Linked DNA regions of Homo sapiens: region 2 is linked to region 1. Evidence: read pairs that join two places in POLR2A ChIA-PET (ENCODE). Cell type or tissue: PC-9. All regions are shown on one strand. Each heading gives the region's core, and the rest is flanking DNA. Links, peaks and the distances in the headings are about the cores only.

What was found. ChIA-PET counts read pairs that join two places held together with the same protein. Peaks named below come from ENCODE experiments on the same cell type or tissue, not always from the same donor. Only the 100,000 strongest peaks of a DNase experiment are listed, where the experiment ranks them.
Region 2: POLR2A ChIA-PET joins it to region 1 with 13 read pairs; 2 of 35 experiments call an interaction of 5 or more read pairs at or near these places.

The regions. Positions count from the first base shown.
Region 1 is chr7:116,568,451-116,573,839 of GRCh38, forward strand. It overlaps COMETT (cytosolic oncogenic antisense to MET transcript), which reads right to left. Exons shown (of 5, transcript NR_165033.1): 3 at 4,991-5,294; 4 at 2,668-2,780. Among named protein-coding and RNA genes, the nearest start is that of CAV1, 46 kb to the left of the region's middle. In PC-9, for the core only: no CTCF peak of the experiment used is centred there; DNase peaks (open chromatin) are centred at 2,751 and 3,281; H3K27ac peaks cover 1,292 bases.
Region 2 is chr7:116,647,946-116,653,334 of GRCh38, forward strand. All of the region lies in intron 2 of COMETT (cytosolic oncogenic antisense to MET transcript), which reads right to left. Among named protein-coding and RNA genes, the nearest start is that of MET, 22 kb to the right of the region's middle. In PC-9, for the core only: no CTCF peak of the experiment used is centred there; no DNase peak of the experiment used is centred there.

The DNA.
Region 1 (5,389 bases), core at 53-5,052:
AGGTCCAATCTTTTACTCTGAGGGCTGTCATGCACTAGCAATATCAGCAGTACACTACCCAGCTCTAGGTAATGCCATTTAGAGAGACTGTCATGTGAATGGTATCTCTTAGACTGTATGCCTATAAGGTTTCCATGTTCTTATGCTTTATGAGAGTCTTTTATAAACAGCACAGGGTTGGATTTTGTTTTTTATCCAATCTGATGGTCTATTCTTTAACTGGCACATTGGGTCTATTTATATTCATGGTGATTGTTGATACATTTTTCTTTTCTTCTATTTTCTTACATTTTATTGCAAGTATTCTATTTTTTGTTTCTTTTTAATACTTTCTTATTTAAAGTAATTAATATATATACAGTATATTATATATATATATATATATATGTTTGTGTATATACACCCTCTAACTAGACAAGATTTTTAGTATATGTTCATTACTTTTGGTCTTCCCCCCACCAGGGTTGCCAATCATATTGACACCATATAGAGCTTTAATTCTGTGGTATTTTGGATATAGTTCTTTTTTTTCTTGATATTTTTTCTTCTCTTTCTCTTTTGGAGCACTTATGTTAAAATATCTTTTCAATGGTAGTCCTTTTTATGGTAAAAAGGACTTGTATGCCTGAGAATATTTTTATTGTCATCACATGTTTGAAATACAAATTTATTAATTGTAAAATTCTACCTTCAAATTTATTTTCTTAAGTATTTTTTAAAAATTACTCCATTGCCTCTGGAATTCTGCATTTATTGAAAACTCCGATGTCATTTGTGTCATTTATCATTTTCTCTTTGCCTATGATATTCTTAAATCTCAATATAATGGACCTGTGTGTGAATTTTTAAAATATATATTTACTTAATATTTTTAATATATATTTCCCATGAAGTGGTTCTCTAAAGACCATTTCAATCTGTAGCTGTTCTTTCTTTTGAAAATGTTCTTCACATTTCTTTAAATATTTTCCTCTTTTAATTTTTATAATTTTTCCTTCAGGGACTCTAAGTATCTAAAACCTGGTACTTCTATTATCTCTGGCTATGAACTTTTACATTTTCTATCATTCTAGAAGCATTCTTCCATCTGGTCTTTCAACTCCATCATTCTTTAGCTGTAGCTATGTCACTATTTATCCCACCTATTAGGTTCCTTCAAGTCTACATTTTTATCCTGATATTTTACATGGCTTTTTTTTGTGGGGGGAATTTCTTGTCTTGGTTCATGTTGCTAATACATTTCTTTTTCTCAATTAGGATGTTTATTTAAGAAGATATAAATTATTGGTCCTTTTGTTCTAATATATCTGCTCCCAGGGGTGTTCGTCATCCAGTTTGTTATTCTGCTTTTGAGATCGTTTACTCCTCAGATGTCCTCTACCCAACCCATAAATGAAGAAATAGCCCAAGGCTCCATCCTAAGCCCTCTTCTTGTCTCTCTGTGCATGTTCTCTCCAGATTCTCTCATCTTCCGTGGCTGTCTCATAGATAAAAACTGTATTACTCATGCTTCCTCCACCCTGCCAAATATTCTACATCATTTTTAATTGTTCAATCATCCACATAGCTACCCAAGCTTAAAACCTATGAGTCCCCAGAGACTTTTCTTTTCCTCAAGACCTATAGCCAATTCATTACCAGATTCTATCAGTTCCTTCTTCAAAATATATCTTGCTTTTGCACCCCTGCCTCGATTCCACTGCCACAACCTCAGTATGAGCAGCCATAATTTAAATCCTGGTCTACTTTAGGCAGTCTACCTGTTTCCACCCTTAACCCCACCCAACTCATTTGGCCACTTTGCTCTACAGCAACACATATTTTCACAGAGGTACACACACATACACACACACAGAACTTAAAATCCTCTAGTATTTTCTCACTGCATTCAGTAAAATGCATTCATAAAATCACATCTCTTTACCAAGGCCTACAAAGTTATCTGATTCAGCTCCTGCCTATCTCTCCAATCTAATTGCATACCACAACCTCCTCATGATCTGTGCTCTAGACACACTGATGTTCCTTCAGTCCCAAGAACATGCTATGGTCCCTCTCAAAGTCAGAGGACTTTGCACAGCTGCTCCTTCTGACCAAGATGATCTTACACCATTCTCTCTACTTTGCTACCTCCTTCTCATTCTTTAGGTCTCAGCCTCAATGTCAACCCTCAGAGAGGTCTCCCATGTCTTCCCTAAGTGAAGCAAGTCCTTTTATCTTAATCTCTATCTTAGCTTCTTGCCTACTTCCTTCACAGTACATACCATATTGAGTAATTAACTGTTCACAGTGTTTAGTTTTTCACCACTTTTAGGATTTAAACTCCATGAGGCAGAGATTTTACCATGAGAGCAATTAATATTTGTTGGATGAATGGTCAGACCATCCTGGAGACTATGAATGCATGAGGTGCCAAATTTCTGCAGTGCCACTAATAATGCCATGAAGAAAATCACCCAACCCACTCTGAAATAAATTACAGCATTATTAACAACATGCTTGCCATTTATTTTTCTTTTTAGACTTTATTTCTCCATGATTTTGTTCTCCAACAAAACATCCTCTAAGGTACCCATTTGAACTTTTTTTAATGTCAAAACATGAGTCTCTCTAATGAAAATTTTAGCAAGGACTACCATGGATGTTTGATATACATATTTTTCTTACTTGAATAATAGCAACCACATGTTGATACAGCTATTAAGGAAAAAGAAGTTTTTCCAGCAGCTGTTGACTTCATCAATTCCTCTCTGCAATGAGTCACTCAAACTTCCACAGAGCTAGAAAAGAAAAAAAAAAAAAGAAAGTTGCAAGTAAGGAAGTAGGGATTTTTTTATTGTGATGAGAGAGGAGTGGGAAGAGTTAGACAGGGAGAAAGTGAATAAAATCAACTAGAATGAGAGATTTGATTCCATAGAAAGTTGAGTAATTTGCGTGTCAAAAAGATAAAACTATACACTTGCCTAGTACTTTAACAACACAACTGAAAAGCATGTGGAAACTGGCATAAAAGGTGGGGTATTTGCAACGAGAAAAATGCAGTCATTTTTTTAAAAAAGCAACAGCTGCCAGTTTGAGCCACTCTACAAATGGCCAAGAAAGAAACCTACTCCTCTCCTTCAGTTGTATTAATATAATGCCAACCATTAATGAGATAATAACTATCCCAGGCAACAGTCAACGTCTTTTTGAGAGGATGTTTCTTAAATTCCCCATCACATTGCACAACCTCTTGGAAAAGGTGAGATTTAATTACCTGCCAACTCTGAGACAGAAAGTTCTGTTGACTGTATGACACAAGTAAGCACTCAGTAAAGTACATAGCACAATATGCACTTTGATTAATATAAATTGGCTTCAGAGTGACTTTGCATTTTTACAGTGATTGTGTTGTTTGTCTCGTTGCCTTTCATATTGCCTGCTAAATAATAATAGCCTTTATTTATTGAGCACATACCACATACAAGAGAATGTGCTAAGCATTTTGCAAATATTACTGACAACAGCCCTATGTGCTATGTATTATTATCTAGGTCAAGTAGATACTATTGCTCTGTTTTAGAGATCAAGAAATAGAAGTTTAGAATGGTTAAATAACCAACTCCAGGTTGCCCAATGAGTTTAATACCCACGACTATTAGCTTCAAAGCTATTCTTATAGAGAAACTCACTATGTGCTTGGGAGAAAGCGCGTGTGACACCATTTGACAGTATTACAATAGCATTGTGTGTCATCAATGGGAAAAAAAGAAGAGTGAATGATTAAAAGCCATGCAAATAATGTATTCTCTAGTCTAAGTTTCTGTTAATAATTGTTCATGTTACTGCTTCAACAGGCATTTATGGAGCAACTATTTGGTATCACAGGGATTAAAAAGATAAGCAAGACAAAGGTCTTTGTCTTCATGGAAGCTCAGTGAAGCCCCTACAAAGGCAACTCCAAGATGAAATTAATATTTTGCTCTTTTTCTGTTGAGAAAATAACTTTTTGTAAAATAAAAATTATTGACAATCAATTGTACAGTTTAATACAGTGGCTTTAAAACTGTACCTTATTGAATCCCGAGGTATTGACCAGCTCCCCTAAGATAACAGAGGTGGATTAGGGACAGAGGTCTGTGAAATGGTGTCTACCACTTTCCCTCAAACACACAAGTTCTGTTTTAATTTCTTTTCATGTTAATTTTCAGCATAACATTTTGTTTGACTAAGCAGTTCTATCACAAAGAAAATTTGAAAACCTTTGATTGACTTGGTGAAATAAATACATACTTTATACCAACTTAGATCTTAAATGAAATGTTGATGCTTGCTTTTGTAATTATCACTAAAATGTGTTCTAATAATAACTTTTGAAGATGCAGGCTTCACAGAGCAGATGACCAAACAGAAAATATCTATCAGAAACATGAGTAAATACCAATTAAAATATATGATAGCCTTGTAAACTCTCACACTCTTGGTCCAACAGAAATGAAAAATTACTTGAGTGGGATGAGTAGGAAAAAAAGTGGTAGTGTCATTCAATTCCAGAGGAAGAGATGAATTTAATGGTGAGGTTACTGGCATTGGGACTAATATCAGGGATGATGTCTAATATTACTCAATCACATTCAAGTAAAATATCAGCCTTTGGTATCTTCATTGGACCAGAACAGTTTCTTTAGATCTTCTTATTTCTCTTTCAAGCTTCAACCTTAAATAATAGGCCATTGTGTAGCAGAAAAAACTTTAAACTTAGAAGTAGAAATCTATAATCAAATCCTCAGCCAACTTAAAAACAGTTGTGTGACCTTGGATAAGTCCCATAGCCGGACTGCATTCTCTAAACCAGCAGCTATAACGTTTCCTACCTCATTAGAGTGTGGTGTGAATGAAAATGTGAAGAATGCCTAAAACAGAGTCAGGCCTTGAATGCATTAGAAAGTTTCAGGCAGCCACTCATTCCATCACCCTGTCTCACTCTTTCTAGTGACCCAGGGTCACTTACCTGTTTTTCTTAATACACCCCAAGTCTTTCTCTTGCCTCTCTTTGTAGACCAGAATTATTCTTGTGTTCATCAATATGGATTGAGTCAAAAATTTTCAAGATCTACCTGACTTATTACTTCAAGGATCCATCATCCTCTGGCTTCCATTTTTTTGTATTTCTATAGGCATGGATTCAAAGGGGATATCTGACTGGCTCAGGCTAGATCCAGATGAACTCCTCCTACATTTGTTGTCCATCCTGGTCCAATCAGTGGCAGCTAAGGGAGCTCAGTCACTTGTTTGAAGTTTGCCCAGTCAAGGGGCTGTGGAAGGAAGAGGAAGTTAATCTGAGACAGGATTGTGACAGGCAGACCAATAAACATGTCTGTTTACAATCTAAATATTCATAAAATTCCAA
Region 2 (5,389 bases), core at 324-5,323, 80 kb after region 1:
GGAAATAAAAACCCAAAGCCTCCAAAGAAGAAGCGAGAAAGAAGACCTCTGTCTGCACTGACTCTGATTGGCATCTCTCTGATAGGAATCTAAGTCACTGCGATTTTTCCAGAAGATAAGGAAGTTCTTTTTCTTTAAAATGTTCATGTTGCCTAATGTAAGGAATTGCTGGCCTTTATCAGTTTTTAAGCCTTGGATCCTGGGCCACTAATTACCTGGAAGTCTAGAGAGATCCAGGAAGCATATATAAAAGGCTGGTTTTCCAAAAGAGATTGTGCTTCAATTTCCCAATGTCCCAGTCTTTACTGTTGCCATGACCAGGTGCATGGGCTCAGCTAGTGCATTTGCATACTCCTCACTTCTAATCCCTGCCTGCCTGCTACACACCTTCTGGACCCTGACTGCTGCTCTCACAGTAGAGCACCTGTCAGGTTCTTACCCAAGTTTCTGTGATTTCTTAATACTGATCATTCCCCTTAGCTGCACTCAGTCTTTCCTTAACTAACTCAACCCAGGCTTCTATCCCTGCCTTTCCAATCTATTGTCATTCCCAACTCCAATGTGATAACTCCCCCTCAAACCCCACCACCCGAAAAAACAGAAATAAAAATGCTGGTCAGGCACGGTGGCTCATGCCTGTAATCCCAGCACTTCGTGGGGCCAAGGCAGGAGGACCGCTTGAAGCGGGGAGTTCAAAGCCAGCCTGGGCAATGTAATGAGACTCTGTCTCTACAAAAAAAATTTAAAAAATTAACTGGGCATGGTGGTGCACACCTGTAGTCCCAGCTACCTGGGAGAATGAGGTGGGAGGATAAATTGATGCAAGAATTCAAGGTTATAGTGAGCGATGATCCTGTCACTGCACTCCAGCCTGTGTGACAGAGTGAAACCCCGTCTCTAAAATATAAATAAATATATATTTTTATATATAATAACTTATATATAAAAATACATATGTATAGCAGCCCAGAGCTGTCTGCCTTCTCAGAATTTCTGCTACAAATTTTAGATATTTCTGCAGTACGTTTTAAATACCCATCATCAACCGATGTTGTTAGACAACTAAGTTATATAAATTGCCCAAAGAACTCCAGCTCTAAAGCCTCCCAAGTTCTATAAGACAATGCTTGATATGATCTTATGGCTCAGTGTTTCCCAGAGATGGTGTGTGGTGACTGATGGGTAGGCAATGAGGATTCTTTTCATGGCCTAAGACAAATATCTTTCCTTAGTCTCTTACAGGAGAATGAAGTGCGTGTTCATAAATTTTCATTTGTATATGTAACTAAGAACCAGTTTGTAAATCCTACTGTCTTAACCAGGTTCCCCAGAAAGCAGAGACAGAGGCAAAACTTATATGCTACTACCTTACTACAGCATGCAATCCAGCAAAGCAGGACACCTATGGCAAGAAAATTAGTGAAGCCATCTTAAGCTCCTGAATCTGTTGCTGGTTCCATAATAACCAGGGCCATAATCAATATTCACCACCTTGTCTTCCTCCTTCAGTGCAGTCTAGATTCCCTCATACTTGGCTAGCACTTTGGCTGATCTGGTTTTCTTGTGTAGTGAGTGACCCAGGCCTTTATCTCTGAGGGTTCTAAGCTCTTACATTGCCTGGATCTTGTGATCCATGGTTGCCACAATTGCCCATTTACCATGATCACTGGACACAACACCAAGAAATGTTCCATTAAATCCTCTGTTTCCCAACATACTCCTCCCTGCCCCTATGTCTCAGTAGCACTCTGAGATCCTCATGGTAATCAGGGTTGATTAGCCTCATCAATATAGACACTCCTTTCTTTGCCCAAAGTAACCAAGTGGCAGTTGCAGTTTCAAGTTCAGCTAAATCTTACTGTGTTGTCTGATAAAAGGAATTTCCCTGGGAACCAGGGCTTCTAATCTATCAGAGCCTAAGAGTATGGGTTCAGAAAGCATAAGTTCTACAAGTGTCTGGCTGGAAACGATAGTGAGAGGAAGTCAATCCTACTTGCACTCCTTGGTCCCTGCCTCTGCGTATTCCAACTGTTAAGGGCTCACACCATATACCAACCATTGGTTTGGCACATATGTCACAAGTTGGAGGGCAGTGCTATAACCCTTAGCATGTTGTCCATGGTTAGCCCCTTAGCTGAGCTTTTAATAGGCTATTCTGCCATTCTGTTAGGCCAGCTGCTTTTAGATGATGGGGTACATGGTAATACTAGTGAATCCCCTTGCCATGTACCCATTATTGCAACTCCTTTGCCATAAGATGGTGGAACATAATGTTGTAGTGTTATTCTGTATTTGTTGCCACAGGGTTGCTCTAACAAAGTACCACAAATTAGGTGACTTAAAACAGCAGAAATTTATTGTCTCACAGCTATGGAGTCTAAAAGTCTGAAATGAAACTCTTGGTAGGACCATGGATCCCTCTGAAACCTGGAGTGGTTTCCTTCCTTGCCTTTTCCTAGCTTCTGGTGTTTGTGGGCCATATTTGGCATTCCTTGGCTTATAGCTGCCCCACTCTAATCTCTGTCTTTATTATCACGTGGTTTTCTCCTTGTGTGTCTCTGTCTCTTTGTCTCTTCTCCTCTTCTTATAAGGACACCAGTCATATTGGATTAGGGGCCTGCCCTACTCCTGTATGACTTTAATTACATCTGCAATGACTCAATTTCCAATTGAGGTAACAGTCCAAGGTGCCAGGAGTTAGGTTTTCAACACTTGTTCTGGAAGGACACAATTCAACCTATGACCAATACCATGCCACTAACTCAGGCAACCTTAAAATAAGATCCTGGGATTTATTTTCAGTATATTCTGTCTTGCAGTTACAAAAAATAAGAGTATTGTAAAGCTACAGAGAGGACCTCTATCTTCACAACATGTCTTTAGTTGGCTATGCTGAGGTTATAAGTGTTTTTGAGAGGCTCCCAATGCTCTTAAAAAAAGCTAACCTACTCCACAATTCTTGTCATGATTATTCCTCCCACAATGGTTAAGCCACAGTCTTCTTATATCCCAGTAGTTCACCTTCGACCTGTACCTCATCCCAATTAACCACAGGTGAGTATCAGTCACTGGGATGCCACAGCATGCCAAGGGTTATCCCCATTCCTCTCACCACCAGAAATGAGGTCCCTATTGCTTTCAGATAGCAATAATTCACCTCCAAAATCTCATCCTGAGGCTCTGTTTTCTAGGCCACTTATGTCATCATGAGTGTATCTTATAAGTAGAATGTCCATGCGTATAACTATGTATCCTAGCCTAGATTCTCCAGAAAGCAGAAACTCGGTTAAAACCTTGTCTGCTATTCCTTTATTAGAGAGTAAATCCCAGGGAAATAGTAGTGAAAAGGAAGATAAAGAAGCAGGGAAGATGGGAAAGCCAATATGAGGGCATGTTACCAATCTGGCCACCATTTGGCAACAGGTGCAACTGATTACTCAATTTCATAAGACCATCTTCGGAGAATCTATATGAATGATTGTAACTCAAGACAGTAATGCCAGTCTTTTGGGGTGGGAGGCGTCGAATATTTTCTTTACTGATTTCCATCTCCCACTAGTCAAAGACTCACCCAAGAGGGTGCTAGCTCCTCCTCATTTCTAGGTTGCACATATATGGGCATCAAACAGATCCCACAGTGTCTCCTTCCTCACCATCAACAAGGATGTCCAAGGGTAGAAAGCAAGTACTGCATGGGGCAGGCATAAGGAGAGGTGCTGTCAAGTTTAGCTCTCTTAAAATCAATTGAAGCCTTCACCGGTATGGTCACTGTAGGGGTGGCTGGAGTGAAACAAGTGACCAAAGACTCTTAGAAGCAAGGAACATTGAAAGAATCAAAATGGCACAAAAGTTGTGGGTGCTTCTAGCAAATAAGTGAGTGATAACTAATTTTTAAAATGTTTCATTCTTAATCCAAAGGTAACATCTTCACTGAGTTATTCTTTCCTTGAAAAGTGGGAATGAGAAGAGTAAATGATACAGTGTGCCTTTTGCCTAAGGAGTTGGGAGGTCAAAAACACTGTATACTCTTGCCTCAAATGACCTCTATGCTGCTTATTTACTTATTAACTTAGTTTTATCTTGACTTTTTAAAAAAAATTTAAAATAAATTGTAACAAAAGGCAGACCAATATGATAGACATATAAAATGACTCAAGCAAGTGCAGGAAAATAGAAATATGCTAATGGTATCTTTAACATAATTTCAATGAGAGAGCTGTAAATTTGGCTTCCAGTTACACAGTTCAGAAATCATGATAAGTAATATAGCTCTTATTATCAGAAAGGAGGAAGCAGGCTTTAGGAGAAGTGAAGTTTTTTCTAGCACTGGAATCTAAAATAGCTTTCTGATATGGAGGTTTATAGAGAAGAAATTGTGTGATGTAATGGAAAACGTCCTCAACAACATTTTTACAACAAATGTACAAGTTGATTTCATTTAACAACGAGGTGGGAAAATTTATTAATTCAACAGCTGATGCTAGAATTCCTTCTAGGGAGAAAACAACTTTTGCTGGTAATAACACTTAGGGTATAAGTGGAACCCTCTAGGTCTGGTATGAAAGCTTGTAAGGAACAGGAAAACAGTTCTGCCTAACAGAGGAAAAGGAATCTGGAGGGCCACAGGGCAATTTGGAAGAGTGAGTGAAGAGGTTGGATGAGAAGGGAGATGAGGGGAGCAGAAGCCACTGAGAAGGCAGAAGGCTCTGTGTAGTGATCCCTCATCCCCTACCACAACCCTCCGTCTTCAATAAAGTTTTTGCTAAACTTGGCATTGTTCTGGGTATTTCAATGTGGGTATTGAAAGCAAATAAGTGCCAATCAGATGGCAGCAAAGTGAGATGGTGACAGATGTGAGGAATGCAGAAACAAAGAAGAGAAAGGCAGGTAATTGTCAGCCATCTGGGATTCGTGAGAACTGGAGAGAAAAAAGCACTACTGATTAAGGGCAGGTCCACAGACTTTCACTACCAGATGAACAATGGTTGAGTCTGACATATCTTATAAGGGCCAAGAAACATGACAGCATCAGCATGACACACCATCCCTCCTCTGAAGGTGGATGAGATACTCATTGTGAAAGAGGCAGCCAATTATTACCTAGCATCATTTTCCCCTTCTCGTTTAGTGATAGAACCTTCCCATTTTTAGCTCGGCACATGGGGTCCCAACTAGAGACATTTCCTAATAAAGGCATTTCCTAATAGGTGATTATGGCCTGTTAACAAGTGGTCAATGAGATGTAGGCAAAAAGAATGTAGACAAGTTCTGGATCACGTTCTTATGGGAAGCTACTTGATCATTGCTTATTTCTCTATTCCCAAACTCTAGAATGAGAACATGGTGCTGTGAGCCAGCTTTCACCGTGTGGATAAGGACATAATCAAGT